Regions from separate parts of the Mus musculus genome. Here all the other regions are linked to region 2. Evidence: chromatin loops called from intact Hi-C (ENCODE). Cell type or tissue: heart. All regions are shown on one strand.

The links. Hi-C counts contacts between places; a loop is a spot of excess contacts. Peaks named below come from ENCODE experiments on the same cell type or tissue, not always from the same donor. Only the 100,000 strongest peaks of a DNase experiment are listed, where the experiment ranks them.
Region 1: it touches region 2 in a loop (4-fold over the local background); 26 of 42 quality-filtered maps call a loop at or near these places.
Region 3: a loop joins it to region 2, with 5 times the contacts of the local background. A loop is called at or near these places in 14 of 42 quality-filtered maps.
Region 4: a loop joins it to region 2, with 4 times the contacts of the local background. A loop is called at or near these places in 8 of 42 quality-filtered maps.

The regions. Positions count from the first base shown.
Region 1 is chr8:66,328,680-66,336,679 of GRCm38, reverse strand. All of the region lies in intron 5 of Marchf1 (membrane associated ring-CH-type finger 1), which reads right to left. Among named protein-coding and RNA genes, the nearest start is that of Tma16, 150 kb to the left of the region's middle. In heart, no CTCF peak of the experiment used is centred here; no DNase peak of the experiment used is centred here.
Region 2 is chr8:66,434,951-66,442,950 of GRCm38, reverse strand. The region is part of intron 7 of Marchf1 (membrane associated ring-CH-type finger 1); the gene reads right to left. Among named protein-coding and RNA genes, the nearest start is that of Tma16, 48 kb to the left of the region's middle. In heart, a CTCF peak has its summit at 1,589; a DNase peak (open chromatin) is centred at 4,230.
Region 3 is chr8:65,135,681-65,143,680 of GRCm38, reverse strand. No RefSeq gene overlaps it. Among named protein-coding and RNA genes, the nearest start is that of Smim31, 10 kb to the right of the region's middle. In heart, a CTCF peak has its summit at 4,434 (motif pointing left); no DNase peak of the experiment used is centred here.
Region 4 is chr8:65,018,826-65,026,825 of GRCm38, reverse strand. No RefSeq gene overlaps it. Among named protein-coding and RNA genes, the nearest start is that of Trim61, 4.1 kb to the right of the region's middle. In heart, a CTCF peak has its summit at 4,163 (motif pointing left); no DNase peak of the experiment used is centred here.

The DNA of each region.
Region 1 (8,000 bases), 110 kb after region 2:
ACTCCAAAGTTTCTGCAAGGCAAAAGACACCGTCAATAAGACAAAAAGACCACCAACAGATTGGGAAAGGATCTTTACCTATCCTATATCAGATAGGGGACTAATATCCAACATATATAAAGAACTCAAGAAGGTGGACTTCAGAAAATCAAATAACCCCATTAAAAAATGGGGCTCAGAACTGAACAAAGAATTCTCACCTGAGGAATACCGAATGGCAGAGAAGCACCTGAAAAGATGTTCAACATCCTTAATCATCAGGGAAATGCAAATCAAAACAACCCTGAGATTCCACCTCACACCAGTCAGAATGTCTAAGATCAAAAATTCAGGTGACAGCAGATGCTGGCGTGGATGTGGAGAAAGAGGAACACTCCTCCATTGTTGGTGGGATTGCAGGCTTATACAACCACTCTGGAAATCCGTCTGGCGGTTCCTCAGAAAATTGGACATAGTACTACCGGAGGATCCAGCAATACCTCTCCTGGGCATATATCCAGAAGATGCCCCAACTGGTAAGAAGGACACATGCTCCACTATGTTCATAGCAGCCTTATTTATAATAGCCAGAAGCTGGAAAGAACCCAGATGCCCCTCAACAGAGGAATGGATACAGAAAATGTGGTACATCTACACAATGGAGTACTACTCAGCTATTAAAAAGAATGAATTTTTGAAATTCCTAGGCAAATGGATGGACCTGGAGGGCATCATCCTGAGTGAGGTAACACATTCACAAAGGAACTCACACAATATGTACTCACTGATAAGTGGATATTAGCCCCAAACCTAGGATACCCAAGATATAAGATACAATTTGCTAAACACATGAAACTCAAGAAGAATGAAGACTGAAGTGTGGACACTATGCCCCTCCTTCGAATTGGGAACAAAACACCCATGGAAGGAGTTACAGAGACAAAGTTTGAAGCTGAGATGAAAGGATGGACCATGTAGAGACTGCCATATCCAGGGATCCACCCCATAATCAGCATCCAAACGCTGACACCATTGCATACACTAGCAAGATTTTATCGAAAGGACCCAGATGTAGCTGTCTCTTGTGAGACTATGCCGGGGCCTAGCAAACACAGAAGTGGATGCTCACAGTCAGCTAATGGATGGATCACAGGGCTCCCAATGGAGGAGCTAGAGAAAGTAGCCAAGGAGCTAAAGGGATCTGCAACCGTATAGGTGGAACAACATTATGAACTAACCAGTACCCCGGAGCTCTTGACTCTAGCTGCATATGTATCAAAAGATGGCCTATTCGGCCATCACTGGAAAGAGAAGCCCATTGGACTTGCAAACTTTATATGCCCCAGTACAGGGGAACGCCAGGGCCAAAAAGGGAGAGTGGGTGGGTAGGGGAGTGGGGTGGGTGGGTATGGGGGACTTTTGGTATAGCATTGGAAATGTAAATGAGCTAAATACCTAATAAAAAATGGAAAAAAAAAGACTACCAAGATAATCTCACAGAGGTTTCAATATTTCGATGACTGCTGAGGCTGTATATTGGTGGCTCAGCATAGCATTTCTCCCCAACCCCTTCAGATGGACAGTAATGCGCATGATGCATGAGAACACACTTAATAAACCTCACAGGGTAAAGTGTTTGATGTTTCAGAATTACCTGCTGAGCATGTTATCCAGTCAACAAAACATGCAGAACAGATGTTAGTGAAAATCCCAAGTCATCAAAGTGTTTCCCTTGGTTTAGCTCAGGAGCAGAGAATTAGGTTAGCCAGAATATCTGAACTGTTGTATCATGTGAACATGACATACTTTGTCTGATAAAGTCACTTGGCTTGATAAAATTCTGGACATCATCATGCAGCTGTATATTACATTTTCTCTCTCAGGCGCTTCATTTAGTCTGTGACTGATTCTCATCTTTAAGTAAGTACTTGGCCAGTAATAGAAAGTACATTTTATTATATGGAAATTAATAATTTTCAAAAGCCCTTGGGATTTATGTCAATGTGGTGTAGGTATTACGGCAAGTGCTCTTGCATCTGTTATCAGGACATTTCCAGGGCTGCTTTTAGTGTTCAGAGCACTGCCATCTCTCTTTAACATCCATCCTTTCTCCCTATTCGCTTCACCATGCTTACTTCATGAGTCGATTGGCCAGCTATTATGATTGTCAGTGTCATGTTTATTTGTCAGGAGCAGAGGGACCATGAGAGGAGATCAGGTCATAAGACTTGATGCTCAGAAATGTGCTTCTTGGCCTGTTTCACAGACCTACAGGTTCTGCTTTACACTTCCTGTTTCTGACCACTGTTATAGGTTCCCATTTTAAAGCATAATTTAAAAACAGTTTAAAATATGACTTTAGGAAAAGTAAAGAGAACACAGAGAACCCCAACTTTCCTTATTTTCATCTTATAATTTGGCTTTAAGTCGTTTGAGAAGCAGGATTTTTTTTTGTCCTAGTGCATCTAGCGGTTGCCTTGCTGGTAGTTTTCTTAATATCTGGTGACGAAAATAGCACAGGGGAATTTCATAGACAAAATGTGTTCAGGTTATTCTTTTTAAAGCCACCCTTTGATAAAATCAGCAGAGGGGAAAAGTGCTTGCTAACAAGCCCAAGGCCCTGAATCTGATCCCCACGATCCATACAGTGGAGGGGAGGGAGAGAAATGATTCCTGCAAGGTATCCTCTGTCTTAACACACACACACACACACACACACACACAGAGAGAGAGAGAGAGAGAGAGAGAGAGAGAGAGAGAGAGAGAGAGAGAGAGAGAGACAGACAGAGATCAATCTAAAAAGTACTGTATTGGTTTTTTTAAACCAGCATTGTTATTTTCTGCAGACATCCTGGAACCAAGAAATGTATTTGAACTCCAGGAACAAACTGAAGCTATACTGAAGGTGCATAAAGGGCTTGTACTGGCTGGTTTTGTGTGCCAACTTGATACACATTGGAGTTATCACAGAGAAAGGAGCCTCCATTGAAGAAATGCCTCCATGAGATCTTCCTGTATGGCATTTTCTCAATTAGTGATCCAGGAGGGAGGGCTCACAGTGAAGGGAAGCAATCTAGTAAGCAGCACCACTCCATGTTTTCTCTATCAGCTCCATCTTCCAGGTTCCTGCCCTCTGTGAGTTCCAATTCTGACTTTGTTTGATGAACAGCAATGTGGAAGTGTAAGCTAAATAAACCCTTTCCTCTCCAAATTGCTTCTTAGTCATGATAGTTTGTGAAGCAATAGAAACCCTGACTAAGACAGGGCTCTATTTTCAAAAACATTCACAGGCTCTGAGTGTGCTTGAAATTGGGCATACCAGCCAACTAAAGAAAAATACTTCATTATGTTTAGTTTCCTTCATATACCAAAGGCTTTAATAATAGTAGTAACAAAATTAATAAAAACAATAAATATAACGAATTATTATTAAAAATTAATAAAAATAAATTTTAAAAGATTGAAAATCATGTAAGACATAAAACTTTCTCTTGATGTCAAAATACAGAAATTTATTTCTCATCATTTTAAATTAAGATTTAAGTTATATTTTTAAAAATCACCAAATTTACATAATATTCCAGAGGGCAGAGATAGCCATCATTTTAGAGTACTTTTATAAGAAACATGTAGCTTTATGGTGTCCATTATTGTAAAAAATTTTTAGAGTGGATGGAAAAATATAATTAAAATATTTTAATAAATATATAATAAAATATAATAAATCTTGATTTACTCATTCCCCTTTTCCAATTTTCCCAGATCTTCCCTACCCAGCTACTTATTCAACTTCATGTTCTCTCTCTCTCAAAAAAAAATGGAAGAAAAAAAAGCCCCAATATGCCAAAATTAAAATAGCAAAACAAAACAATGTGTGCATGTAAACACACACACACACACACACACACACACACACACACACACACACACACACACACACACTCCTAGGCAAAGAGTGGTTGCTATACCTAGGAACAGTCCATTGGAGAAAACTGGTTTAAGGTTTGTCACTCACTCAACTCTCATCAGAGAAGTTGCTTCTTACAGTACATGGAAATTGTCACACAAACATACAACTGGACAATATATAGGCAGAGAGACTTGGGAACACTCAAGCCTAAATGAGACTTCCCCCACCCCTCAAGGTGCAAGGATCTATGAGAAAAAGGAGGTAAAGATGATAAGAGACAGACATGGTGGATGCCTCCAAGGAAACAGGATCACCCAGATACGACAGTGTTGGTATATAGAGGCGGTGATGGCATTCATAAGATACATACAACTTCACACTAGACAAAGTCTCAGAATGGAGAAGTGAAAATAGTCACAAAGTACCACCCCTAACCAGTAAGAGTACAGTTTTTAAGAGTGTTCCTTCAGGATGGTACTAAGACTGGGTGGGTCTCAAGACTGAGCACTGGTCCTCAAGCCTGAAGATCTGAGTTAGATCCCTGGAACTCATAGGATGGAAGGGGAGAATCAGTTCCCACGACTTGCCCTCTGAGGTCTACATGCGTATCTTGACATTTGCCTCTAGTCCAACTCTCCATGTTCACACACAAATATTGTAATGAAACAACTTAAAAAGAATGCTTCTTTAAACTTTAAGTAAGCATACAAAGTTATAGATTTATTATTACTTATATTTTATCTCTTCACAATCCTCTCTCACTTCCTGCCTTGTGCCCTTCTGTCTTCAGTTGCTTTTCCATCCTTTTCCCCCTCGTTCCTTAATTAGGCCTCTTTTATCTTCTCCTGATACACTTTCAAGTTCCACAACCAAGTCTTACCCTCCTTACAAAACACACAAGTAAAATTTAAAATTCATGGTCCATATATGATATAGAACATGTAATGTTGGTCTTTCTAAGTTGTTTTGCTTAGTAATTTCTAGATGAATCCTTTACCCATTCATTATTTCACCTTTCTTTACAGCCGAATAAAATATTATTTTGCATGTTCTAGTTTTCCTTTATTCCTTCGTCTGCTGATGGCCATCTATGCTGGCTCCTTTTCCTCACTATTGTGAAGGGATACTGTCACCTTTTGGAAAGCTTATTTGGAACCTTTTGTTTTAGAATAAATGACTACCAAGTCCTTATAATAACTTTGCCAAACATTTCCAGTTAGGAAGCATATTGTCACAGAGGAACTGAGTTGTGGTCCTTAGATACATAAGTATATGGCAAACTGTCTGTGATTTTATTTTACTCTGTTTGGTATGAGCAGCTAGAACATGAGGGAAATTTCATTATAGCTTTATGGGTGTATTCAGGATGTCCAGGTTCCCACAACTTAGAAATGAACTGATGAATTTTATTTAATTAGTGTTGCAATACTAACCTTACACAGTGAGGCTTTCTATACACACACACACACACACACACACACACACACACACACACACACACACACACACACACAAACACATGAACATTAAAGAATAGTGATTATCTTAAGAACAGTTAGAGGATGGCTCAGTGGTTAATAGCACTTCCTTCTCTTCCAGAGGATTTATGTTTGATTCACAGCACCTACATGGTAGCCCACTATGTTCCGGTTCCAGAGGATCCAACAAGCAACCGACTAGCACATAGTATACAGACGTACTTGATGGCAAAACACCCACGAATTTAAAATAAAACCTTAAGAAAACGAAAAGTAATGGTTAGGGTTTCAGGTGAAACCCATGGGTAAGAATCAGTTAGAAAAACACTATTTCATAATAAGCCATAGGATATTTACATGATAGAGCATGACTCAGAGGAATGCCTGATTCCAGAGGTGACGAGTACAAGATAGTCTTGAGGGAAGGTGAAGAACTCTGCTGTTTGATAAAGATGACATTCTGAAGGCAGGTGGACAGCAGAGTAGTTTATTTTTTAAGTACAGCATTGGCAAAGGCTTGAGTGGAAGAATTAGCTTATCCCAAGTCAGAAATTAGAGTAAGCTATGACTTAGGATGCTATTGCACTCCCCTCTCTCTCCCAATAGCTTTTGGTGAGAAAGGCTTTGGATTAGTTTAAAAGGTTAAATTCACAGTTCATCCTTCATAAGTATTTTCAGTTGAATGTATGGGCTAACCTGAGAATTGTGGTGGCTTTCTGGTAAGCTTTTTAGGTTTTCTACTTCCCTTCTGTACAATGAGGTACTTTGTGGGAACCACAGATAATTTCTTGAAATTTTCAGCAGCAGCTTTTATGAAGACCCTGAGAAGCCCTCCTGTGGTATCCTGTTCATGAGAAGCTTGACTATCTATGAGAGTTTCCCAGGCCTCCAGGCTCTCAGATCTAAGATTGGGAAGAGCTTTTAGCCACTCTGGCAAGTACCCTACACCTGGACTAGACACAATGGCTTCCCATTTTCTGATTGAACCATGGCTTGTCTTAACGTGTCTCATTGTCTATTTAGCCTTCAGTGGCTATCATAATAGTGAGTGAATTTAAGATTGTGCAAAGTCAGGGGCATGGTGCCATTAACACTCCATGATTGCATGACTCCTGTTCCAGGGATTGTTTCAGGCTGTGTCTACTTCATTTTCACACTCAGATCTTGGGTTTAGCCTTGACTAGTTAGTTATTGAAAGGAAGACTAACTTTCCTGGGTACTGGAGAAGTATGTCCAGGGCTCTAACTTTGGTTTATCCAAGTTTCAACTGTTCAGCTGTTTATGAAGTTGGTGAATGCTTCCTGGGGAAGTGTAGCCACAGCATAGCCAGGTACTTCACCATGTTCTGTTAACTCTTCAAAGTCTTTAAGGAAATGAGTTTTGTAATGCCTCAGTTAGCCATCTCTGATAAAATTACAATCCACAATACTTTTAGAATATGGAGATAGTCAACATATGTGACATATTTTCAAGTTGCTTGCAAAAATACGGTTTCCTAATCATAAATACTATCATGCATAATAACGTCTAGGTTGTGTGAAAGAGATCAGTATAAAAGTATAACTATAAAGTTAAATAATTAAGCATGTGATAAGGGTTTCTTAAACCATATATAAAAACTAGAAAGCAAAAATTAAAGTGAGACAAATTAATTTTTATACATAAAATTATATATATTGAAATAAGATAAACTTATAAATTGGTAATAAATATTTGATACATATTTGAATAAAGACATAGGAAATTATATCCATATTCTTATGTCCTCATATGCACTTTCATTTTGTTTTACATTTTTCTGACTACACATTTTCTTTTGTACCTTTCTTTTGTTTCTCCTTCCTCCTCTTTGTCTTCTCTTATTTCAGCTTAAAAGTCTATGATTTTCACATTTTATTGATTCAACAACTTTTACATTCAGTAAATGTCAAGAATAATTTTCTAAAATACTTAACCACTAATTTAATAAATGTTGGGTCATGCAAATGCATTAGGATTTGACAATATAATGGTTAACAAACATAGGGGCTCTAGATTCCTTCTGAGTCTTTGAGTATTTCCTCTCATGCACCTGGACAAGGAAAGGGTCAGGGTGACCTACAAACCAGCTGAAATACAGGAATGTCTTTGTCTTCATTTCTTCTGGGGTCACTTGTTCACTGCCCCAGGCCTTTCCCTTCCAGTAACCTAGAGCATTTATGCATCTGTTTGCCCAGTTCCCTTTTGTAACAGTTGGATACATAATGAATCTTTCCCTATGAGGAACAGATATCAATATAAACTAAAATGATCACTATTTACCATTGCAAAAGATTTTGTGTCTCCAGTAGACACCTTACTGACTAGAACACCAATAGCTCAAGCACTAGAATCCAAGGGACCTCATGAAACTGAGAAGTTTCAGTAAGGCAATGGAGACCCTCAGTAGGACAAAAGAGAAGCCTATAGGATGGGGAAAGATCATCACTAACCTCACATCTGACTGAGGGATGATATCCCAAATATATAAAGTACTCAAGAAATTAGACACTATCAACCCAAATAACCCAATTTTAAAAATGGGGTACAGATCTAAATGGAATTCTCTCAGGGGAATCTCTAGTGGCAGACATCCTTAGCCATCAGGGAAATGT
Region 2 (8,000 bases):
GATTTGTGAGCAGTATGTGTGTGTGTGTGTGTGTGTGTGTGTGTGTGAGTGAGTGAGTGAGAGAGAGAGAGAGAGAGAGAGAGAGAGAGAGAGAGAGAGAGAGAGAGAGATGTATTTTTCATAAATCTATCTTGAGGTGGCAGTAATATATGTGACTTAGAAACATCTGCATGAATCCATTGGGTAAGCAGTTAAAATGGTGAATTCCTGGACTGCATCATGGTTTCATGACTTGGGGGGTAGAAACCTAGGAATATGCATTGTTACCATGTGCTGCAAATGATTTTTGTGTAGGGTAAAGGCTGAGAGTTGCATCCCAAAGAAAGGAAGTGTTTAAGGAAATATTTTAGAGAACTAACCAGACACATAATCATAGCTTCGTATTAGTGATCCTATTCCTCCAGCTTTTTCATATTCTCCTGCAGGCTACCTGTGTCTGAGCTGCCATTATCATGGTAAAAACACAAATTAGTTAAAGATCAAATCAACAGATTAAACAAAGTTTCTTTAAAAATATTGGCTGTCCTGCTTTCTCCCAGAGGTTCTGCCTCAGGCCGCAGGTAGATTAGAAACTGTGTGGTGCTGTGTCCATGGGATGCTTACTTACGCACAGCAGATGCCTGTGTGTAGGCACACAGGAGAAACTGGATCGCATTTCTAACATGCACAGTTTCTCTTCCCTGTGGATTTAAGGACCCTTGGAATAGACACAGTCATGTGTCAGTTGACCATACTCCCCTCTGGAAGTCCATCTCCCATGTTGATTTCTGCCATGCCTGTCTCTTGTTCTTCTTTAGTGATTTTCCACAGCATCTGTGGGGGCTGCTCTGTGGTCACTTGGTGGTCATAACCTTGGATGTAGAAGAGATTTTCCATTTCCCAAGCAGACTGAAAGACTAGGAGTATTCGGAGACTGTTGGTTTCTTGGGGAAGATATTTTCTATATTTGCTGTAGCTGGGCTGAAACTCTGAATGTAACCAAGCTGGTCTCAAACTTGAAATAATCTTCCTGTTTCTACTTTCCAAGTACTGGGATTGCAGATATGTACCTCCAGGCCTGGTAAGACATCTATCTATCTATCTATCTATCTATCTATCTATCTATCTATCTATCTATCTATCTATCTTTTATTATTATTGTGTTACTTTTGTTTGTTTGATTTTTGAAACAGAGTCTATCTACATTGGCCTGGCTGCCCTGGATCTCACTGTATTGAGCAGCCTGGCTGCAGACTCACAGAGATCTGCCTACCTCCTGGCCCAATTTAAAAAGATATTTTAAACTGCTCACTTTTAATACCTCATTTTCTAGACAAAGAAACCAAGGCTTAGAACATGAAACTAAGGTGACAGATTTTTTTTTTTTAATTCAGGAGCTAATGAAGAAATATCACAATGGACAGGGTTGTTTTAGTTGATGGAAAAGAAAATCACTGGTTGGGGTGGCAGATGTGAAATTTGGAGTGTTTATTAGATTAGGAGACTGTGTAATTGCACATCAATAAGAGATAATAGGCTTTGATGTTATAAGCTCTTATATTGCTTTTCAACGGCATTTCACTGTTGTTAAATATCATTCTAGAATATTCCTTTAGATGGCAGCAAAGAGAAAGGAAAGTCTCTTTATCCTCCCTACACACACTCACAATAAGCTCAATTCTATGGACACTCCTTTTGTCTATGCTTATTTTCATGAATCAAAAACATTCTTATCTACCCATCCTGTCTGGACTCAATGCTACCCTCACATCTCAATATTGCACAGAATTTAGAGAGTTTATTTATTTATTTATTCATTCATTCATTTTATTTTATTTTATTGGTAGAGAGTCTTTTAATCACTTAAGATTTTGAAATAAATCTGCAAATGTTGTGTTGGATCTTAAATGAAGCTAGTTCAGTTTTAATATGTCACTTATTGATTCAGGTTTCAGATCTAGTACCACTTTTAAATGAATAGTGTCTCAGTTAACATGTCTAAAATCAGTTTTAAAAGTATTTTGATATGATGTGTGACTTATTTATTCTACTCTCAAACAATGCACCCCTACTGGAATGAGTTCCACTTCTCAGGGCTGATTCTCAGCTCACTTGGTATTAGGAGTGGTGGTTAGTAATATTGTTCCTTGACAGAATGCAGGATCACTAAAGAAACAAACTACTGGGTGTGTCCATGAAGGAATTTCTAGATCATGGTAACTGCAGTGAAAATACCCACACTGAATGTCTCTGGCATCATTTCGTAGGCCGAGGTATTAGACTGAATAAAAAGGAGAAAGTGGGGCTGGTGAGAGGGTACAGATCACCTACTGCATTGACTGAGCAAACTCACTGATCTGAGTTCAATCCCTGGTCAAAGGTTGAAGGAGTAAACAAACTCTACAAAGTTGTCATTTGACCTCTACAAATGCTTCATAAGATACGCATGCATGCATGCATGCTTGCACATAGATGCTCATGAGCACGCGCGCACACACACACATACACACACACACACACACACACACACACACACACATGCTCTCTCACACACACACAGAGGCATGCATGTATGTACACAGGCATTCACACATGTTTGCATTAATAAGAATGCAATTTAAAACTTGATTATTCTTTATTTCTAGGAATGTGACTGACTGACTTATGCTCCCATTATCATGCCTTCCCTATCACCTTCTCTCTAACTTCAACTTATGAACCAAAACAAACCCTTCTCAAGATGCTTATTTTGTTGGAAATGGTTGTCTTGTCACAGCAACAGGAAGAGTGACTAATTAAGTGGGAGAAAAACGGGAAACGCTCACTTACATATGGGACAGACACTTTTGTGCTAGTATTGGCATCATCCGAAGGGGAACTCTGTTCCATTCTACCATGGTCAAACTCTTCAGGGAGAAATTGGTTTATAATAAGGACAGCCCCAGGAGGCCTCAGGATCTAACACAGGTGTGAGGAATGCCAGAGTGATTTCTCTGGGACTTAGAGAACTTGTGCCTAGATACTCTCTTTCCTATAATGGCCCCTTAGGCTTGCAAATTCCTGTGAGGAATTTTCTAAGACCTGGCAACATTCCCCTTCAATAACAGCTCCACTTTTCTGTCTAATGTTTAAGAGTAATCTTGGGGGCTAGGATTGTGACTCAGTGGGATAGCATTGGCTTGGCATATACAAGGCCCTGGGTTTAATTCTCCGCATGGAAGGTATAAAGGAGAAAAATAATACTTACTCGAGGAACACTTATTTTAAAGCACTTATTTAGTAGTTTATTACATTCTGTTCTTTCCAATTAGAAATTTTATGAAATTAGGTTAACAGTGTTTCCTTCTCTATGTCATTCATTCCTACTTATTACTACGGTTTACTATTTATTAATGAGTTTATTCAATAAGGAACTGTTTTCTCTACTGAAGCATTAGCTGTTGTAGATCACTAGATCCCATCTTGGTGGGAGAAATTACTGCATAGTCTGACCTTATTCTTATAATAGTTTTTAATTAAAAGAAAGCAAAACAAAACTAGAAAATCCCCAAAGATTTGTGTATGGTTGTCCGTGTTTAATCGCAGCAAACTCAGGAAACTGAGGCAGGAGGACTGCCTCAAGTTTGAGGCCAGTTTGGACTGTTATATGAATTCTAGATCAGCCTGGGCTACATACAGAGTGTGACCCTACCTCAGAAAAGCAACCTATCAGGGTGAGTGAGATGGTTCAGTAGGATAGGGTGTCTGCTGCAAAGCCCAGTGACTGGAGTCCAATGTCCCAATCCCACATGGCAGAAGGAGAGAACTGATTCTCATGGTCATTCTGACCTTGACACACGTCCAACAGCAAACATGTGCACATGTGTGCAAGTACACAAACACACACAAAATTAAAAACTAAAAAAATGGTAACCAGTGAAACTAACAGCAAACCACCAAAGAGGCAAAGTTCAATTACCAAGTTGAAAATGGAGCATGGTTCTTTGACATTTCTTTGTAAGTATCTCTGTTCTATTGAAGATCATAAATACCTTCTGATAGACTGTGATACAAGGGGAAGGGGCAGGGAATTTTAGAATATCTTAAACTGGGTAGTACTGTGTGGAACAGAGATTTGGCTGAGGATGTGCCTGAGAAGAAAAGGCCCAGGAAGAGGAACAAGTGTGCAGATGGCCATGAATGCCTTTGCTACTCAGTCAGCATCAAGGAGTACAGAGTTCAGGACTGATGTCGCCTGGCTAGTGGCCAGATAAAAGTGGATGGTATTCCGGGATGTCCTTCATACAATTCTTCTAAAGAAGTTTCACAATGACTACGTGACACAGAAACCGAAACCATGGGGGACACAGATGTAAGCTGACCTCTTCTGGAATAAAGCATGCAAATAGTATGTCTGTCCTTCCTTCTGAGGAGAAGAGGATGGGGAAGCAGAGGGAGGAGGCACAGCTGGGAAAGGTGGCAAGCCCTGCTTCAAGATGGCATTTTCTTTTTGCTGGTGCTGACCTCACCAAATGTGAGGTGAACTCTACAACCTGACTAGTCTCTAAGCTCAGAGTCACAGGAAGAGATGCAGGCCAGCCTGGATGATCTATGCAGAAATAGAAAATAAACTTCAGGCACTTGCAGGCGGGAGACAGGGATGGGAAAGTCTCAGGTCATGCTGGTCAAATGTGCTACAGTCAAGCAAATCTCCAGTTACATTGAACATGGGTTCTCTGGGTCATCAAAGGCCATTTGTGCAGCTGTGAGGGTGATGGGGACAGGAGGGGGAAAACTTCTAACTCCTACAGTATTCCCGAAGAGAGGATGTCCTGATGTGACAGTAGGTCTGCTCAAAGATCACTTCTGCTTTGGAGAACACGGATACTCCTAACGGGTAAACTCCCCTAACTTCCTGTCTTCAGACTAAGTGCATATTTTTAACTGCTCTGAGCCCTCTCACTTCCCTTCTTCTTATTTGTGAGGACAGAAGGTCCCTGTACAGTCCAAACAAACCATGCCCTTCAACTATTGACCCAATACTACTTTCCCATTTATTTTTCACTTGTCTCTCTTGGTACTGACTTCGCCTCTATCATGGAAATTTGTGTCTATGTCTTTTACAATGTTATCATTTTTTTTATCAACTGCCTATTCACTAGAAATAATTTATAAAACATAGAAATGTAAAACAGATAAAAATTACCCCTAATTTCATCTGCAATCTTTATCTTTGTATGTACATTCGAATACGCTGGAATATAAGCAATTCAAACCTTTTAAAATATTCTCATAACTCTGTGTCTCTTTGTTTTGTTTTCTTAGCACTTGAAGGATGGGGTGGGGATTTGGGGAGTTGCTAATGATTCAGAATGTAGAAAAAATGGTCCCTTTGACCTAAGAAGAGAGCAGAGAACTGCAGGAGAGAGTGAGCATATACACAGAGGGAGGCAGTGGTCAGAAGATGATAAGGAGGATAAACCCTTGCAGAGACAGTTGCGTAGGAAACAGTTGGAGAACAGACCAGCAAAGGACCACTCTGGGAGACAGTGTTAAGAGATGATCAGGGAGGAGAAACAAGGGACAAGGGACAGTAAGGCAAAGTGAAGAAGAAAGATAAATATGTATTTCATTTCATAAACAGAATCTACATTTAAATATATACAGATAGCTATGTGATAAGAGATCTGGAGGGGCACAACTGGGAGGGAAGAGGATCAGCAAGACAAGGAGGAGGGATGAGGGCAAGTAGTGAGGAGAGCACGTGCAAGCTGCAATCAATGGTTGGCGTATATGCATGGGAATGTCATAGTGAAACTCAGCATTTTGTATGCTAATTTAAAAGTTAATAAAAATTAAAAACAAGATAAGGACAGGATCTGCACAGGGCTTGAATCCCCTCTCAAAGACCTCCTGTCCTTTCCTAAGACTATTGTGTTGCGTCTCAAGCACATGGTTCCTCATTCTAGCAGAGCTCAGGAATGGAGTCATCCACTGGTTGTCTAACAGAGTATTTCCTTCCATGTTAGCATGCTTCTTCAAGTACATCTCTGCATGGCCAGGATGACACACCCTTTTATGATGCTCTAGGGCCTTTGTACATCCAGAGGCCAACCTGAACTATCTAGAGGAAGGCTTTGGAGATACTATCTCTATTTCTTATAAGGACATGCAAGAAATTAATAATGGGATCTACCTACCCATGCTTTCTGCTTGGATAGACAACAGCTTTATCAAGATATAATTGCTACATAGACTGAATGTATCAAATTGTAGACATTTATAGTTTTAACCTGTTTACTCACTTGTGAACATCAACACAGTCTGTTAAGCTAAACTCGAGGTCACTCTTTGTAGGCTTATGTAACTTTTGACATTGTGACATGGTGTCATTTGCAAACTTCATGCCTGACAAGCACACAATTGAGTTAAAAAAAAAACAAATATGGAAAAAGAAAAATCATGCTGTAAATTTGTTTCTGATTTTCATGTTGGGTGTGTACACAGCTCTCCTAGTCACACTGGTTCCATGGGCATATCTAAGAGCGTAAAGATTTCCTGTTCCCTGTGGTAACCTCTCTCTTTCTTTAAAAAAAAAAAAGATGTATTTATTCTATGTGCATGAGTGTTCTATCTACATGTACAACTGCATGCCAGAAGAGGGTATCAAATCTCATTAGAGACAGTTGTGAGCCACTATATGGTTGCTGGGAACTGAACTCAGGACCTCTGGAGAATCAGTGCTCTTAACAGCTGAGCCATCTGTCCAGCCCTTGTGACCTTTTTTGAGTCTATGCTTTTACTTATTTCTGAGAGAGCACCTCACTGTAGAGTGATCTGTTTCAGAAGTATATGCCACTAGGTCTAGCCCCTAATGCTATGCTCTGTCATAGACATAGAATGATGTAACCCACATTCTTCTTTCTGGCTTCTTTCATTTAACAGAATTTAATGATTACTCATGTTGTGCCATCTATTCAGCCATTGCTGTAGTGCTATATAGACTTCTGGAGACTTTCTGACCACTGCCAACATTTCTAAGTCCTGACTTTTCCTCTCTCAGATACAGTTCTCAAACCTGGCTGACATTAGGCAGCTCAAAGTCATGAGCCATCATTGGCTTTTTAGTTATTCACTCCGGTTTGCTAATCTGTATGAGGCTTCTTTCCATAATAACTGAAGTTCTCTTCTCACTGCTCAACTAATGAAGTGGAGATCTATGGAGAGACAATTCTACTACAGCCTGCATCTTCAACCCTCACAGCAGTTCAGTGAGATTCTTCTGTGTCCCTGCAGCAGCTATGTGAGTTCACCTTGTTTTCTAGCTTCCACACTGAAAACTTACTGGATAACGAATGCATTCTCCATATGTTGACGTGAAGTTTGAAAAGGAAGTTGTATTAATTTCATACTTAACACCTTTCCTTGCCTTCATATTTGTTTTCTTAATAGAGTTGAAATGTTTTCATCATCACTAGTATATAATCTGATAATGACTTTTCTTTGTTTCTTTTTTTAATTCTTTTCAATTTTATGTGTTGGACATCTTGCTTGCATGCATGTCTGTGTGCCACTTGAGTACCTACTGCCTACACAGGTCAGAAGGGCCATTGGAGTTCCTGAATTTGGAGGTAACAGATGGTTGTAAGCTGTCATGTGGGTGCTAAGACTTGAACTTGGGTCCTCTTTGAAAGCAGCCAGTGCCCTTAATCATTGAACCATCTCTCCAAGCCCCATCTTCTTTCCATGTAAGCCTACCTATGATCATCTTTAGCAATAACATTCAGATTATTAAACTTACATTATTAGTCAAATATCACAACTTTCCTATGGTGGCCATCATTTTTTTACTTCCATTTTAGAAAAAGGACCACTTGTTGTGGCCATCCTTTTCTCTGCTAATGATAACCATCTCCAATTTCTAAATTGTTCATTTTCTGTGTCTTTAATGTACTATTGCCTAGCATTTCCTCATCTCTATATCCCAATTGCAGCCACATTCCCACTATGCACATTCAAGTGTTTCAACTGCTGTTCCTAAG
Region 3 (8,000 bases), 1.3 Mb after region 2:
TTCTGCTGCTTACAGCAAACCCATCTCAGGGGAAAAGATAGACACTACCTCAGAATGAAAGGCTGGAAAACAATTTTACAAGCAAATAGTCTGAAGAAACAAGCTGGAGTAGCCATTCTAATATCTAATAAAATCGACTTCCAACCCAAAGTCATCAAAAAAGAAAAGGAGGGGCACTTCATACTCATCAAAGGTAAAAACTTCCAAGAGGAACTCTCAATTCTGAATATCTATACTCCAAACACAAGGGCAGTCACATTCATTAAAGAAACTTTAGTAAAGCTCAAAGCACACATTGCACCTCACACAATAATAGTGGGAGACTTCAACACACCACTTTCACCAATGGACAGATCATGGAAACAAAAGCTAAACAGGGACACAGTGAAACTAACAGAAGTTATGAAACAAACGGATCTAACAGATATCTACAGAACAATTTATCCAAAAACAAAAGGATATACCTTCTTCTTAGCACCTCATGATACCTTCTCCAAAATTGACTACATAATTGGTCACAAAACAAGCCTCAACAGATACAAAAATATTGAAATTGTCCCATGCATCCTATCAGATCACCATGGATTAAGGCTGATCTTCAATAACAAAATAAATAATAGAAAGCCAAAATTCACGTGGAAACTAAACAACACTCTTCTCAATGATACCTTTGTCAAGGAAGGAATAAAGAAAGAAATTAAGGACTTTTTCTAGTTTAATGAAAATGAAGCCACAACATACCCAAACTTATGGGACACAATGAAAGCATTTCTCAGAGGAAAACTCATAGCTCTGAGTGCATCCAAAAAGAAACTAGAGAGAGCACACACTAGCGGCTTGACAACACACCTAAAAGCTCTAGACAAACAGGAAGCAAATTCACCCAAGAGGAGTAAACAGCAGGAAATAATCAAACTCAGGGGCAAAATCAACCAAGTGGAAACAAGAAGAACTATTCAAAGAATCAACCAAACGAGGAGCTGGTTCTTTGAGAAAATCAACAAGATAGATAAACCCTTAGCCAGACTCACTAGAGGGCACAGGGAGTGCATCCTAATTAACAAAATCAGAAATGAAAAGGGAGACATAACAACAGATCCTGAAGAAATCCAAAACTCCATCAGATCCTTCTACAAAAGGCTATACTCAACAAAACTGGAAAACCTGGATGAAATGGACAAGTTTCTAGACAGATACTAGGTACCAAAGTTAAATCAAGATCAGGTTAATGATCTAAACAGTCCTATATCACCTAAAGAAATAGAAGCAGTCATTAATAGTCTCCCAACCAAAAAAAGCTCAGGACCAGATGGGTTTAGTGCAGAGTTCTACCAGTCCTTCAAAGAAGATCTAATCCCAGTTCTTCACAAACTATTCCACAAAATAGAAGCAGAAGGTACTCTACCCAACTCATTCTATGAAGCCACAATTACTCTGATACCTAAACCACAAAAAGACCCAACAAAGATAGAGAACTTCAGACCAATTTCCCTTATGAATATCAATGCAAAAATCCTCAATAAAGTTCTTGCTAACCGAATCCAAGAACACATCAAAACAATCATCCATCCTGACCAAGTAGGTTTCATTCCAGGGATGCAGGGATGGTTTAATATACAAAAATCCATCAACGTAATCCACTATATAAACAAACTCAAAGACAAAAACCACATGATCATCTCGTTAGATACGGAGAAAGCATTTGACAAAATCCAACATCCATTCATTATAAAAATGTTGGAAAGATCAGGAATTCAAGGCCCATACCTAAACATGATAAAATCAATCTACAGCAAACCAGTAGCCAACATCAAAGTAGATGGTGAGAAGCTAGAAGCAATCCCACTAAAATCAGGGACTAGACAAGGCTGCCCACTTTCTCCCTACCTATTCAACATTGTACTTGAAGTTCTAGCCAGAACAATTCGACAACAAAAGGATATCAAGGGGATACAAATTGGAAAGGAAGAAGTCAAGATATCACTTTTTGCAGATAATATGATAGTATATATGAGTGACCCTAAAAATTCCACCAGAGGGCTGGTGAGATGGCTCACCCGACTGCTCTTCCGAAGGTCCGAAGTTCAAATCCCAGCAACCACATGGTGGCTCACAACCACCCGTAATGAGATCTGATGCCCTCTTCTGGTGCGTCTAAAGACAGCTACAGTGTACTTACATATAATAAATAAATAAATAAATCAAAAAAAAAATTCCACCAGAGAACTCCTAAGCCTGATAAACAGCTTCAATGAAGTAGCTGGATATAAAATTAACTCAAACAAGTCAATGGCCTTTCTCTACACAAAGGATAAACAGGCTGAGAAAGAAATTAGGGAAACAACACTCTTCACAATAGTCACAAGTAATATAAAATACCTTGTCGTGACTCTAACTAAGGAAGCGAAAGATCTCTATGATAAGAACTTCAAGTTTCCGAGGCAAATGGATGGACCTGGAGGGCATCATCCTGAGTGAGGTAACCCAATCACAAAACAACTCACATAATATGTACTCACTGATAAGTGGATTTTAGCCCAGGAACTTAGAATACCCAAGATATAAGATACAATTTGCTAAACACATGGAATTCAAGAAGAATGAAGACCAAAGTGTGGACACTTTGCCCCTTCTTAGAATTGGGAACAAAACACCCATGGAAGGAGTTACAGAGACACAGTTTGGAGCTGAGACGAAAGGATGGACCATCTAGAGACTGCCATACCCAGGGAACCATCCCATAATCAGCCTCCAAACGCTGACACCATTACATACACTAGCAAGATTTTGCTGAAAGGACCCAGATATAGCTGTCTTTTGTGAGGCTATGCCGGGGCCTAGCAAACACAGAAGTGGATGCTCACAGTCAGCTATTGGATGGATCACAGGGCCCCCAATGGAGGAGCTAGAGAAAGTACCCAAGACGCTAAAGGGATCTGCAACCCTATAGGTGGAACATCAATATGAACTACCCAGTACCCACCAGAGCTCATGTCTCTAGCTGCATATGTAGCAGAAGATGGCCTAGTCAGCCATCATTGGAAAGAAAGGGCCATTGGACAGGCAAACTTTATATGCCTAAGTACAGGGGAACGCCAGGGCCAAAAAGTGGGAGTGGGTGGGTAGGGGAGTGGGTGGGGGAGCGGGTGGGGACTTTTGGGATAGCATTGGAAATGTAAATGAAATAAATACCTAATAAAAAAAACAAAAATAAAAAAAAAGAGAAAACTGAAAAAAAATAAAAAGAACAGCATGTTAACACATCAACTGCCTTGCTAGGAGCTTGACTTCTACATCATGCCTTTAAAGATGAGACAGTGATGTCCGATATAAACATCTATACCTGGTGCACCAGGACTGTTCTATTAGGGTATCTCTTAGTAACTTAATAGATACCTGGTGGTATCTTGCCTTATGTTAATTTTGGTATAAGCCAGATCCCAAACACAACATAATTATTGCTCTCAGAGATAAAATAAAGTATGGTGAACTTATAACATCCTTACAATTTGTTTTTGTTGTTTTGGTGGTGGTGGTGGTGGTCTTGCTATCTTGGAACTCACTATGAAGACCAAGCCGGCCTCAAACTCACAGAAGCAGATGTCTCTGTCAACTGGGTACTGGGATTAAAGGTGTTGCCACTACGCCCTACCCTCCTCACAATTTAAAATTATTCATTCAACAAATGTTATGAACAATTCTAATTACGTATTAGAATTTCTTTTTCAAATTCTAAGTAAGAGTTGGCTGTAATTTAGTTAGTAAAATGTTTGCCCACCATGTATAAAGCCCTGAGTTCCATCCCATGAACTGCATAAAACTGAGCATAGTGGCACACCCCTGTAACCCCAGCACCTGTAACCCCAGCACCTGTAACCCCAGCACCTGTAACCCCAGGTGAAACCAGGAGGATCACAAGTTATCCTTGGATAACAATGAACTTATGGTCACCCTGTGCTACGTGAGATCCTGGGTATTGTTGTTGTTAGTGGTAGTGGTAGTTTGGGGTTGTTTTTTGTTTGTGTTGTTTTATTTTGTTTTGTTTTTTGAGACAGGGTTTCTCTGTGTGGCCCTGTCTGTCCTGGAATTTTCTTTGTAGACCAGACTGGCCTCAAACTCAGAGATCCACTTGCCCTTGCCTCCCAAGATCTTGTTTTTAAAAGTTCTAGATAGTAATTCACAGTATAAGGGAATTTTTATGAAAGGATGCATATATACATATAAATAACACATAAAATAGCTAGGAAGAGAAAAGTCATCACATCTTTGGAGAGCAATGCCCAGGCAGTCAGACAGAGACAGAAAGAGAGGAGAGAGCAAGAGAGAGGGGGGGAGAGAGAAAGAGAGAGAGAGAGAGAGAGAGAGAGAGAGAGAGAGAGAGAGAGAGAGAGAAATATCTACTTCAGTTCTCTGTGAAGGTAGCACCATCTAGTGGTCTATGCTAGCTTGGCTTTTTAAAGATATTTCTTTAACTTTAAAATGATTTCACAACTATTCAAAACACAGAGTTGTAGAGCCCCATCCCAATGCATATATCTACAATACACCTCCTGTACCTAAGGTTCAAGAGTCATTGCAGAAGAGGAGCGAGGAAGATTGTCAGCTCCAGAGAATCAGGGAATCTGTTATGAGACTATGCCTCCTATGTCAGACACTACACCAATACAGCTCACCAACATGACTGCACATACATGACTGGAACAAAGATGACAACACTAGGCATGCCGAAGTGGATGGGGAAAGCCCACAAGACCGAAACCCTACACAAAGAACTACAGACAACTAAGGAGTGCTGGGAGTGGGAGGGGCTTCTGCTGGGAGGAGCACAGCAGCTGGTTATCAATATGTAATGGTCATCCCTGAAGACATGTGCAGGTAACATTACACATGCTGAGCAGGTTAAAAATTAAGGAACATGAGCCCATGAGTCTGAAAGAGATCAAAAATGCAGGACATGGGAGGGTTTGGAAGGAGAAAAGGGAAGGTAAAATGATCTAATTATAATCCAATTTTTGAATATGTTAAAGAATAGAAATGATGTGATTGTCAATATTTTAGTATGACAATAAAGGTAAACAACCACATCAGGTGGGCTGAGAGCAGTGTATCTAAAGTGTAGCAACTTAAAAGAACATCTCATTGGAATAGCAGCTCAATAGAATAAGAACATATCTCAAAACAGACGTAAATATCAAAGATTTCAAACTAATATGCCTTCATAACTATGTAAAGTGTTCATGGCATAGGATAATCTCCAAGATGTAGAAAACGGAAGTTTTAAATATTAAAAATTACGAGTTATAACATCCCTACTGTGCCTTTTTAAGGCACACTATTAGATTATATGCATAGAATCTCTGTGGATGGGTACACTGGCCAAGAACACTACTTCTCTTCAGTGAGAATAGCGGAACCACCTTTAAAATAGGAATGAAAACAAGAAACTTTTCTCCTGTGACATTTTCTGAATTTTAGCATTATTACTATGAAGTAAAAAGTTTTAGATTTTTGCTGGGGCAATATAGGTGCAGAGCATGTGAGAGTGGCCAACCAGTATTTGGTTTAACTGAAACCCATCCCAAGAGAGGGAGCCCCTGCCCTGCACTGCCTGGATGATAGAGACTGGATGTTGGATACCTAGTGTTACGATAAAACAACGCATGACAGAGACGGGGAAAGGGTCAATGAAATGTCTCCTAATGATACTCTCCACACTAACAGGTCAGTGCCTGGTCCAATCGTCATTTGAGAGGCTTCCTGCAGCAGCCTATGAGAGCAGGAACAGAGACCCACAGGCAGATATTATGGGGAGAGAAAGTCTAAATAGAAGGTCTCTGTCAGGTGCCTCCCCTCAGAGATCAGGGAACCCAGGGGCAAAGGTGAAGGAAAGACAGCAGGAGTCAGGGGAGATGGATAACAGCAGGAGAACGTTTTCCCACTGAATCGTCAAAGCAGGGCTAACATGGGCTCACAGAGACTGAGACAGCAAGCCCAGGACCAGCATGGACCTGTACCAGGTCATCTCCGTATGTCACAGCTGTTATAGTTCAGTGGGGCTTGTGGGATTCCTAACAGTAGAGTGGCTATGTCTTTGGCTCCTTTGTCTGCTCCTGAGACTCTTCCTCCTACTGGGTTGCCTTATCCAACCTCATCCTGTGTTATTGTATCCTGTGGTGTCCTGTTTGGCATTCCTTTCTTAGGAACCTGCCCCTTTCTGAAGAGGAAATGGACAGCGAGTGGATCTGGGGAGGAGAGGAGGCTGGAGGGAGCTGGGGGTGGGGGGTGGGGGGCGGTGGTTGGGATGTATTATGCGAGAGATGACTCTATTTCCGAGTTTTAAAGGTTTTATACTTTTATGTATATGTTTTCCCTGACTCTATGTATATGCCTGGTGCTGGGGAGATGAGACGAGCGTGTCAGATACCTCGGAACAGGAGTTGCAGGTGATTGTGAGCCACCATGCAAGTTGGAAACCCAACTGAGTTCTCTGCAAGAGCAGCAAGTGCTCTTAACCACTGATAAATTCTCTACTCCCCAAAAGATTTGTTTATTTTCCATGAATGTATATGCATCACATGTGCATAGTGCTGTGGAGATCAGGCTGTTGGATCCACTAGAACTGGAGTTATATGGGTCTGGGTCTCACCCAGAACCTCTGCAGGAGGAGTAAGTGCTCTTAACTGCTGAGTCGTCTCTGCAGCCCTGGAGTAAAAAAGCTCTAAATACATAAAAAGTGAGGGAATTTTCCTGTGCTGCTGTCAGAACCTAGTGTTATGTATCTCCTATTCACTAGATGTAGTATCTGACCACAGGTTAAAGTGGGCTTTTTCTCTTTAGGGCGCTAGTCTAAAAACTATTCCAACTACCCTGAGACAAACCAAACAGACAGTACTCTACTATTTAAAAAAAAAAAAAAAAAAAAAGCAACAACACAAAATATCCACATACCAACGGCATTAGACCATCCCTCCATCATACACTGACTACTGAAATAGTGTGCCTGGCTGTCATCAAGCCCTCATCATGACCTAATCAGAGATGCTTCAGTGGGTGGCAATGTCCATGCAAAGACTAGGAGCTGTGTGGAAAATACAACCAACAGGAATAATGATCAAAAGGTTTTAAGTAAGGTGGTAGGTTTTTTGTTTGTTTGTTTGTTTTTTTTGCTTTGTTTGTTTGATGGTTTGTTTATTTGTTTGTTTGAGACAAGGTTTCTCTGTGTTGCCCTGGCTGTTCAGGAACTCACTTTGTAGACCTGAATTCACAGAGATCCATCACACTGTGGGTGCTGGGATTAAAGGCATACACCACCACACCCAGTGTATGTTCTATTTTCTTCATTTAATCATTTTTGGACATGATCTCAAGTAGCCCAGGTCAAAGACTCTACCATATGAAGGGTGACTTTGAACTCACGATCCTCATGTCTTCTCCTCCCTAGTGCTGGTGTGCACCACTCAGTCTGTTTTATGCAATGCTGGGAATTGGAGCCAGGTCTTTGTGCATGTCGGGCAAGCATTCGACCTACTGTGCTGCAATCCCAGCTCCTGTAATGGTACCTTCATCCCATGGTTTTCAACAGCTTTCACAGTAACTTGACACTTAACCAAGTCTGTAAAAGACACAAAGCCATGAGTGAGATGGTTACAGGGACCCAAAATGCTGGAAAAACTAATAAAAAATGAATTGGAAGAAAGAAGAACCCTACATTTATTTTCAAGTGAAGTTATTGTTCCTGGAAAAGGGAAGAGAGGCCTGGGTTACTTGCAACAGGATTTTAAAGGATTGGGAATGTTAATTTTCTTAGTTACTTTTCCTATTGCTATGATTAAAAAAAAAAAAAATACCCTGACCAAAAGCAACTCACCCTGGCTCTCAGGTGCACTCCATTATGGCTAAGTAGCCCTGGAGGCAGGAGCTGGGGAAGCCTCTCAGCCAGGAAGCAGAGTCATGAGCTGGTGTTCAGCCAGCTTCCCCATCTTTATGCAGACTAAGACCCA
Region 4 (8,000 bases), 1.4 Mb after region 2:
TTAGTCAACATAGCAAGTTACAAGCAGCCAGGGGTACATAATAATACCCTGTTCACTACCTCTCTCTCCCCCTCTCTCTCTCTCAAAAAAAAATCTAGGTGCCAGCAAGATGGTTCTGTAGATAAGGGTGCTTTCAGCCATGCCTGAGGACATGAGGCCACCCTTGGGGCCCACATGCTGGAAGAAGGAAACATTGACCTCCATATGTGCACCATGATATAAAACTACTCACAGATACACAATAAACCAGTGTGAAGAGCAGATCTGCATCTGATAGATGCCTGCCCATCATTCTGATTAAACTTTGGTGCTAGCCAGTAATGAGAAGACATGCAAATAAAAAATAAATCACTAAGAACTTAGACTATCCTCTCTACGTTTTAACTAGTTTCTAAGGATTCCCAAGTGATCAAACTTGTTCTTAGTCTGTATCCATTTAAAGACTGATGATGGCTTTGTATCACACATTTTTAATTCAGTTTCAGATAAGAAATTTACAAATTTGGGCTGGAGAGATGGCTCAGTGGTTAAGAGCATTGACTGCTATTCCTGGAGGTCCTGAATTCAAATCCCTGCATCTACATAGTGGCTCACAACCATCTGCAATGAGATCGATGCCCTCTTCTGGTGTATCTGAGGTGTGTGTGAGCTACAGTGTACTTACATATAATAAATAAACCTTTAAAAAAAGAATCATTGTCCTTATGGATATGATAAAAATATGATATGGCTTCAGCAAACCTTCAAAAAAAAAGAAATTTACAAATTCAAACCAAGTACAGTAGCATCTGCTTGTAAATTCATTACTCAAGATGACTGAGTCAGGAGGATTATTGGGGGTTGGAGGCCAGAGTAGGCCACACAAGGAGGCCCTGTTTCAAAAGCCAAATAAATTTACAAATTCACATGTTTGCTAGAATTTTTGCTTTGTACACATATCAGAATGAGAGAAATCACTAAAACATTCGCCCTTATTTATGAATAAAGAAGTCTGAGCTTATTACGTAAACAGTGTGTCAGGGTGTGGTAGCACAGGTCAGGAAGATGTGTTGAAGAAGTCATGACAGGAGGATCATGCATCTAGAGAAAGGCCAACCCGGGCTACACCTACAATAGAGATACATTGTTTACATGTGTGAATCATCAAAGAATAAATTAAAAGTGCTCTAATTAAAAAAAAAAAAAAGAATTTACCATCCATAGCACCACCACAAAGTTGTTTTGAAATTAGGAAATCTGACACTATCCTGGGTTTTTGGCTTGCTATCAGAGTTTTATTACATGTATTTGGGAGTGGGGTATGGTGGCTCAATGTCTGTAATCCCAGATTTTAGAAGCTGAGTGTGGTGGTTTGAATATGCTTGGCCCAAGGAGTGGCACTATTTGGAGGTGTGGCCTTATTGGAGTAGGGGTGGCCTTATTGGAGGAAGTGTGTTACTTTGGGGGTGGCCTTTGAGACCCTCCTCCTAGTTGCCTGGAAGGCAGTAGTCTCCTGTTTGCCTTTGAAGCAAGATGTAGAATTACTCTGAGCTCCTCCTGTACCATACCTACCTGGAAGCTGCCATGTTCCTGCCTTGATGATAATGGACTGACACTCTGAGCCTGTAAGCCAGCTTTAATTAAATATTGTCCTTTATAAGAGTTGCCTTGGTTCTGGTGTCTCTTCACAGGAACCTAACTAAAACACTAAGGCAGGAGGATTGTTGTGAGTTTGAAGTTAGCTTGGGCAACATGGTAAGTTCTAGACCTGCCTGCCAGGGCTACAGATAAAAACCTTACCTCAAAGACAAAACTAACAAAAAACAAACAAACAAACAAAAAAAGCCAAGTAAAACCAAGCACCCACAAACACAAAGTAACAACAACACCTCAAAACAAAACATCCAAACAAACAAAAACACTGTCTTTTAGGATGGAAAAAGATTATAAACAAATGTTTAAAAAAATGCCCTCTCTTATTTGTGGTATCATCAGATCCCAGTTGGAGTTATAGGTATTTGTGAGCCTCTTAGCATGGGTGCTAGAAGCCAAGTTCCAGTGCTCTATAAGAGCAGTAGAAATACACATAAGCCAAAATAGAAATGGCTGTAATGCCTCACATCTGCTAAAGCCTTTAGTGCATTTTGAAAAACCAAAACCAAAAACCTTCTAAACCTGGGGCTGGAGAGATGGCTCAGAGGTAAGAGCACTGACTGCTCTTCCAGAGGTTCTGAGTTCAATTCCCAGCAACCACATGGTGGCTCACAACCATCTATATAATAGGGTCTGATGCCCTCTTCTGGTGTGTATGAAGATAGTTACAGTGTACTCATATACATAAATAAATCTGTTTTTTTTTTAAAAAAAAAAACCTTCTACACTTGTAAGTTAAAAGAGAATCAAGATATTTCCCTTGAAAGATATTCAGATGTGGGGCTGAGAGGTGGTTCAGTGGTTAAGAGCTCTGGTTGCTCTCCCAGAGTTCCTAAGTTCAGTTCCCATCAACCACATGGTGGCTGACAACCATCTGTATAATGGGGTCTGATGCCCTCTTCTGTCATGCAGATCTTCAGGAAAACAGAACACATACCATACACACAACTAAATAAATCTTTAAAAAAAAAAAAAAAAAAGGATATTCAGATATTCTAGTTAGCTGGGCCTGGTAGCACATATCTGTGGTAACAACACCTGTGATGACACTCCTGTTGCTCCCAGCCCTTGAGAGGCTCGGGCAAGAGGACTGAAGCAAGTCCAGCCTAGTGTATTGTGGGTTTGGCCTAATGCTGCTTAGTGTCCTAATGCTAATATGGATCCCCAAAGTTGTTTGCACAAGAGAGTCTGCAAATCCGTGCATAAGACACTGAGGGACCCTGCCTCCAGTTGGTTCTGACTGGTAAAGATGCTGGTAGCTAATGGCTGGGCAGAGCAGACAGAAACAGGGCTTTTAGGACTTCCCAGGCTTGGGACAGAGAGGAAGGGAAAGGAGAAGGGGATCTGCCATAATGAGCTGCGAGAGTGAGGGGAGGAGAGACGCCATGCCTGAGAAGAGTGCAGGACAGAGAGGCATGGCCACCACGTGATGGAGCCAAGAGAGGGCAAAACAGAAGGCAGCTCTCTGGGTGTAGGGCAGCCAAGATAGAATATAGGGTTTAGTAAGTAATAACTCGGGATTATCAGCGGGAGGTGGATTAACCACATGGAGGTGAGGAAATGGTCCAGCTATTGTGTTGTATAAGGCACACCAAGATATAAAGGCTGTGTGTGTGTGTCCTTCATTCAGGAATGTAAAGCACTAGGGTGGGTAGAAAAACCACTCCCCTACCAGGATTTAATTATTAAATATTATTGTTATGGCCTAGGATACATAATGAGTTTAAGGCCAGTCTGGGATATTTAGTGAAACCCTGGTGAGAGAGGAAGGAAGGAAGGAAGGAAGGAAGGAAGGAAGGAAGGAAGGAAGGAAGGAAGGAAGGAAGAAGAAAGGGAGGTCAAACCATAGAGAACAGGGCAGGGTTGGATTTGAAGTCCTGGAGACATGGTTGAAAGGCAAAGCTAAGCCACCTCTATAGCATAAAGTACAAAGACATAACTGTTTGTGCCGGCTCGTAGACATCCATTTTATACAGCATACAAAAAGTCTGCCGTGTGTCCTTGCAAGGAGATGGATCTGCTACAGTCAGATGGGACAGCCAGAGAGCACGGTTACAGAGCATTGAGGAGTAATAGCCATGAAAGATATTTCTTGACTGAGGAGCTAACTCACACGGTGGTAAACTCTGCAGGCTCACTGAAAGAGGAAGCATGAAAGTCAGATTGCCACAAACTCTCTCTTCTTCGTATGTATGTATGTATGTATGCATGTATGTATTTGTGCGCATGCACACATTTGTGGACTCGCACAAGCCGCAGCATGCACGTGGATGGAGGTCTTAAGGCTTGGGTTTTTCTATCTGGGATGGAGAAATCGCTTCAGTCCGGTTGACAACTTGAGTGTTAGCTAGGCGCAGGGCTGTAGGCTGTAATCATAGCAGTTGGAACGCTAAGGCAAGAGGATAAAAGCTGGGGGTTGGAAAGATGGTTCAGTGGTTAAAAGCACCTGAAGTTCCACTCTTTAGCAACTACACAGTGGTTAACAATTTAGCTCCAGTTTCGAGGATTCTGATGCCCTCTTGTGGTCGCCGTGAGGACTGCATAGATAGTCCTGCATAGACATAAACAGGTAGACAAAACACCTACATGCATAAAACTAAATAAATCAATCTTTAAAATAAAAAAAAATTAAGAGGAAAAGTTTGAGACTAGCCTAGGCTGCATGAGAGTCTCAACGCACACACACAAACACACACACAACCCCAAATGGATAAGTACCAGGCTTGGCTTGGTGACACATGTCTTTAATCCTTGTTCTCAGGATGCATACAAGATCTCTACTAGTTTAAGGCCAGGTCTTCTATAGCGCAAGTTCCAGGCGGGCCAGGCTATACAGTGGGATCCTGTCTCAATTACAAAACAAAACAGTGTAAGTGGTGTGACTGGTACTAGCTGCCAAGTCCCTGGGACACACATGGTAGACCTGCACACTCACACAAATGCTTAAAGACCTAGGACTCTATCAGCACCACATCACTACTCCTCTGGTTCCTACTACCTTCTGTCTATCTTCTCACTTTTATATTATTCATTTTATTGTTTGTTTTTTTTTGACTTGGTTTTGTTTTGTTTTGTTTGGGTTGGATTTTCTTCTTCTTCTTCTTCTTCTTCTTCTTCTTCTTCTTCTTCTTCTACTACTTCTTCTTCTTCTTCTTCTTCTTCTTTTTAGGGTTTTTGTTTTTGTTTTTGTTTTTTTTTTTTTTTGAGACAGGTATGTTTTATGTAGCCTTGGCTACTCACTATGTAGACCAGGCTGGCCTTAAACTTACGGAGATCTATCTGCCTCTGACTCCCTGCTTGTATCTTTTAAGGGCATCAAAATATTCCTTTCAGTTTTTTTTTTTTTCATTTTTTATTAGGTATTTAGCTCATTTACATTTCCAATGCTATACCAAAAGTCCCCCATATCCACCCACCCCCACTCCCCTGCCCACCCACTCCCCCTTTATGGCCCTGGTGTTCCCCTGTACTGGGGCATATAAAGTTTGCAAGTACAATGGGCCTCTCTTTCCAGTGATGGCCGACTAGGCCATCTTTTGATATATATGCAGCTAGAGTCAAGAGCTCCGGGGTACTGGTTAGTTCATAATGTTGTTCCACCTATAGGGTTGCAGATCCCTTTAGCTCCTTGGCTACTTTCTCTAGCTCCTCCATTGGGAGCCCTATGATCCATCCATTAGCTGACTGTGAGCATCCACTTCTGTGTTTGCTAGGCCCCGGCATAGTCTCACAAGAGACAGCTACATCTGGGTCCTTTCAATAAAATCTTGCTAGTGTATGCAATGGTGTCAGCGTTTGGATGCTGATTATGGGGTGGATCCCTGGATATGGCAGTCTCTACATGGTCCATCCTTTCATCTCAGCTCCAAACTTTGTCTCTGTAACTCCTTCCATGGGTGTTTTGTTCCCAAATCTAAGGAGGGGCATAGTGTCCACACTTCAGTCTTCATTCTTCTTGAGTTTCATGTGTTTAGCAAATTATATCTTATATCTTGGGTATCCTAGGTTTGGGGCTAATATCCACTTATCAGTGAGTACATATTGTGTGAGTTTCTTTGTGAATGTGTTACCTCACTCAGGATGATGCCCTCCAGGTCCATCCATTTGGCTAGGAATTTCATAAATTCATTCTTTTTAATAGCTGAGTAGTACTCCATTGTGTAGATGTACCACATTTTCTGTATCCATTCCTCTGTTGAGGGGCATCTAGGTTCTTTCCAGCTTCTGGCTATTATAAATAAGGCTGCTATGAACATAGTGGAGCATGTGTCCTTCTTACCAGTTGGGGCATCTTCTGGATATATGCCCAGGAGAGGTATTGCTGGATCCTCCGGTAGTACTATGTCCAGTTTTCTGAGGAACCGCCAGACTGATTTCCAGAGTGGTTGTACAAGCCTGCACTCCCACCAACAATGGAGGAGTGTTCCTCTTTCTCCACATCCACGCCAGCATCTGCTGTCACCTGAATTTTTGATCTTAGCCATTCTGACTGGTGTGAGGTGGAATCTCAGGGTTGTTTTGATTTGCATTTCCCTGATGATTAAGGATGTTGAACATTTTTTCAGGTGCTTCTCTGCCATTCGGTATTCCTCAGGTGAGAATTCTTTGTTCAGTTCTGAGCCCCATTTTTTAATGGGGTTATTTGATTTTCTGAAGTCCACCTTCTTGAGTTCTTTATATATGTTGGATATTAGTCCCCTATCTGATTTAGGATAGGTAAAGATCCTTTCCCAATCTGTTGGTGGTCTTTTTGTCTTATTGACGGTGTCTTTTGCCTTGCAGAAACTTTGGAGTTTCATTAGGTCCCATTTGTCAATTTTCGATCTTACAGCACAAGCCATTGCTGTTCTGTTCAGGAATTTTTCCCCTGTGCCCATATCTTCAAGGCTTTTCCCCACTTTCTCCTCTATAAGTTTCAGTGTCTCTGGTTTTATGTGAAGTTCCTTGATCCACTTAGATTTGACCTTAGTACAAGGAGATAAGTATGGATCGATTCGCATTCTTCTACACGATAACAACCAGTTGTGCCAGCACCAATTGTTGAAAATGCTGTCTTTCTTCCACTGGATGGTTCCTTTCAGTTTTTTTTCTAGAGGTTCTTTCAAGACTCAAATATTTCCAGGTATGGTGATAAGTGCTTTTAATCCCAGCACTCAGGAGGTAGAAGCAGACAGACCTCTGAGTTCAAGGTTAGTCTGATCCACAGATCAGTTTCTGGGACACCCAAGTCTACACAATAAGACCTTGTTTCAACAATAAAAAAAAAGGTTTAATTTTTGTGTTAATGACTTATTTTTATATGTTTGAGTGTTTTGCCTGTATGTGTGTCTGAACCATTTTTCTTTCCAGCACTTTTGGAAGCACAGAGGGCATCGGGTCCCCCAGAACTGGAGTTATGGTTAGCGTGAGCTGCCCTGTGGGTGATGGAAACCCAATGTGGTCCTCTGCAAGAGCAGCAAATGCTTAAGCCATTTCTCCAACTCCAGACACCACATCACATTTAAGCTACTTCACTGTCTTGCCCTCTACTTGATGATGGTGATGGTGATGATGACGATGATGATATAGCCCAGAAGAGCCTCAGGCACTGACTTGCCCATCTCAGCATTTTGAGTTCCCTATGTAGGGCATGTCCCTACTTCCTGATAGTGTCCCCGAAAGACCTCTTTCAGACCTTTGAGAACCCAATTCCCTTGAAGCCAAGACGATTTTACAGGCTCTGCTCAGCCTTGTAAACGTTTTACCCTCAAATTTCTCCAACCATTTCATAACCATCCATCTACCCTGGTGAATTTGAATTTTGGAGTGGGTCATAATTCTGCAGAAGGGTAGACTGCCCCACTTGCTGGTCCATGAAGATGGAAACCTACCCAGGGAGGTGCTGGTTCCTGTTCAGTTACCTCACCTTGCCCTCCAGGCTGTGTGAAGAAGCTTTGCTGCAAAGCTCTCTCTCGTTCTGAGACAATGGGTTTAGCTTTTTTTGATTTTACAGTCGGGGGTTGTTGCTTTGTTCTTTTATATCTAGATATGTCGTAAGGCAATAGATACGCTCCAGCAGACCGCAGTCTTCCCTTGGTGCCCATTAAGGCGTGTCTCTGGGTCGAGGTGATGCACCTGGGCACAATCACCTTCTCTTTAGCTTCGCCTTTTTCTCTGCCCTTTCCTTCACCTGTTTTAGGAAGCTGTGTTGGCTAGATACTCAACTCTAAGGTCTTGGCAAGAATCCTGCCCTTAATTTTAGCTAGTTTAGATCCTTCCCGTTTGCCATGGAGACATCGTTTCTTTTGAACCGCCTCATCTATGTAGTCAAAGGAACAACTCCGTAAGCTCTGGAAGGCCCAGAGAACAAAGATTCAGTGCTTCTCTCT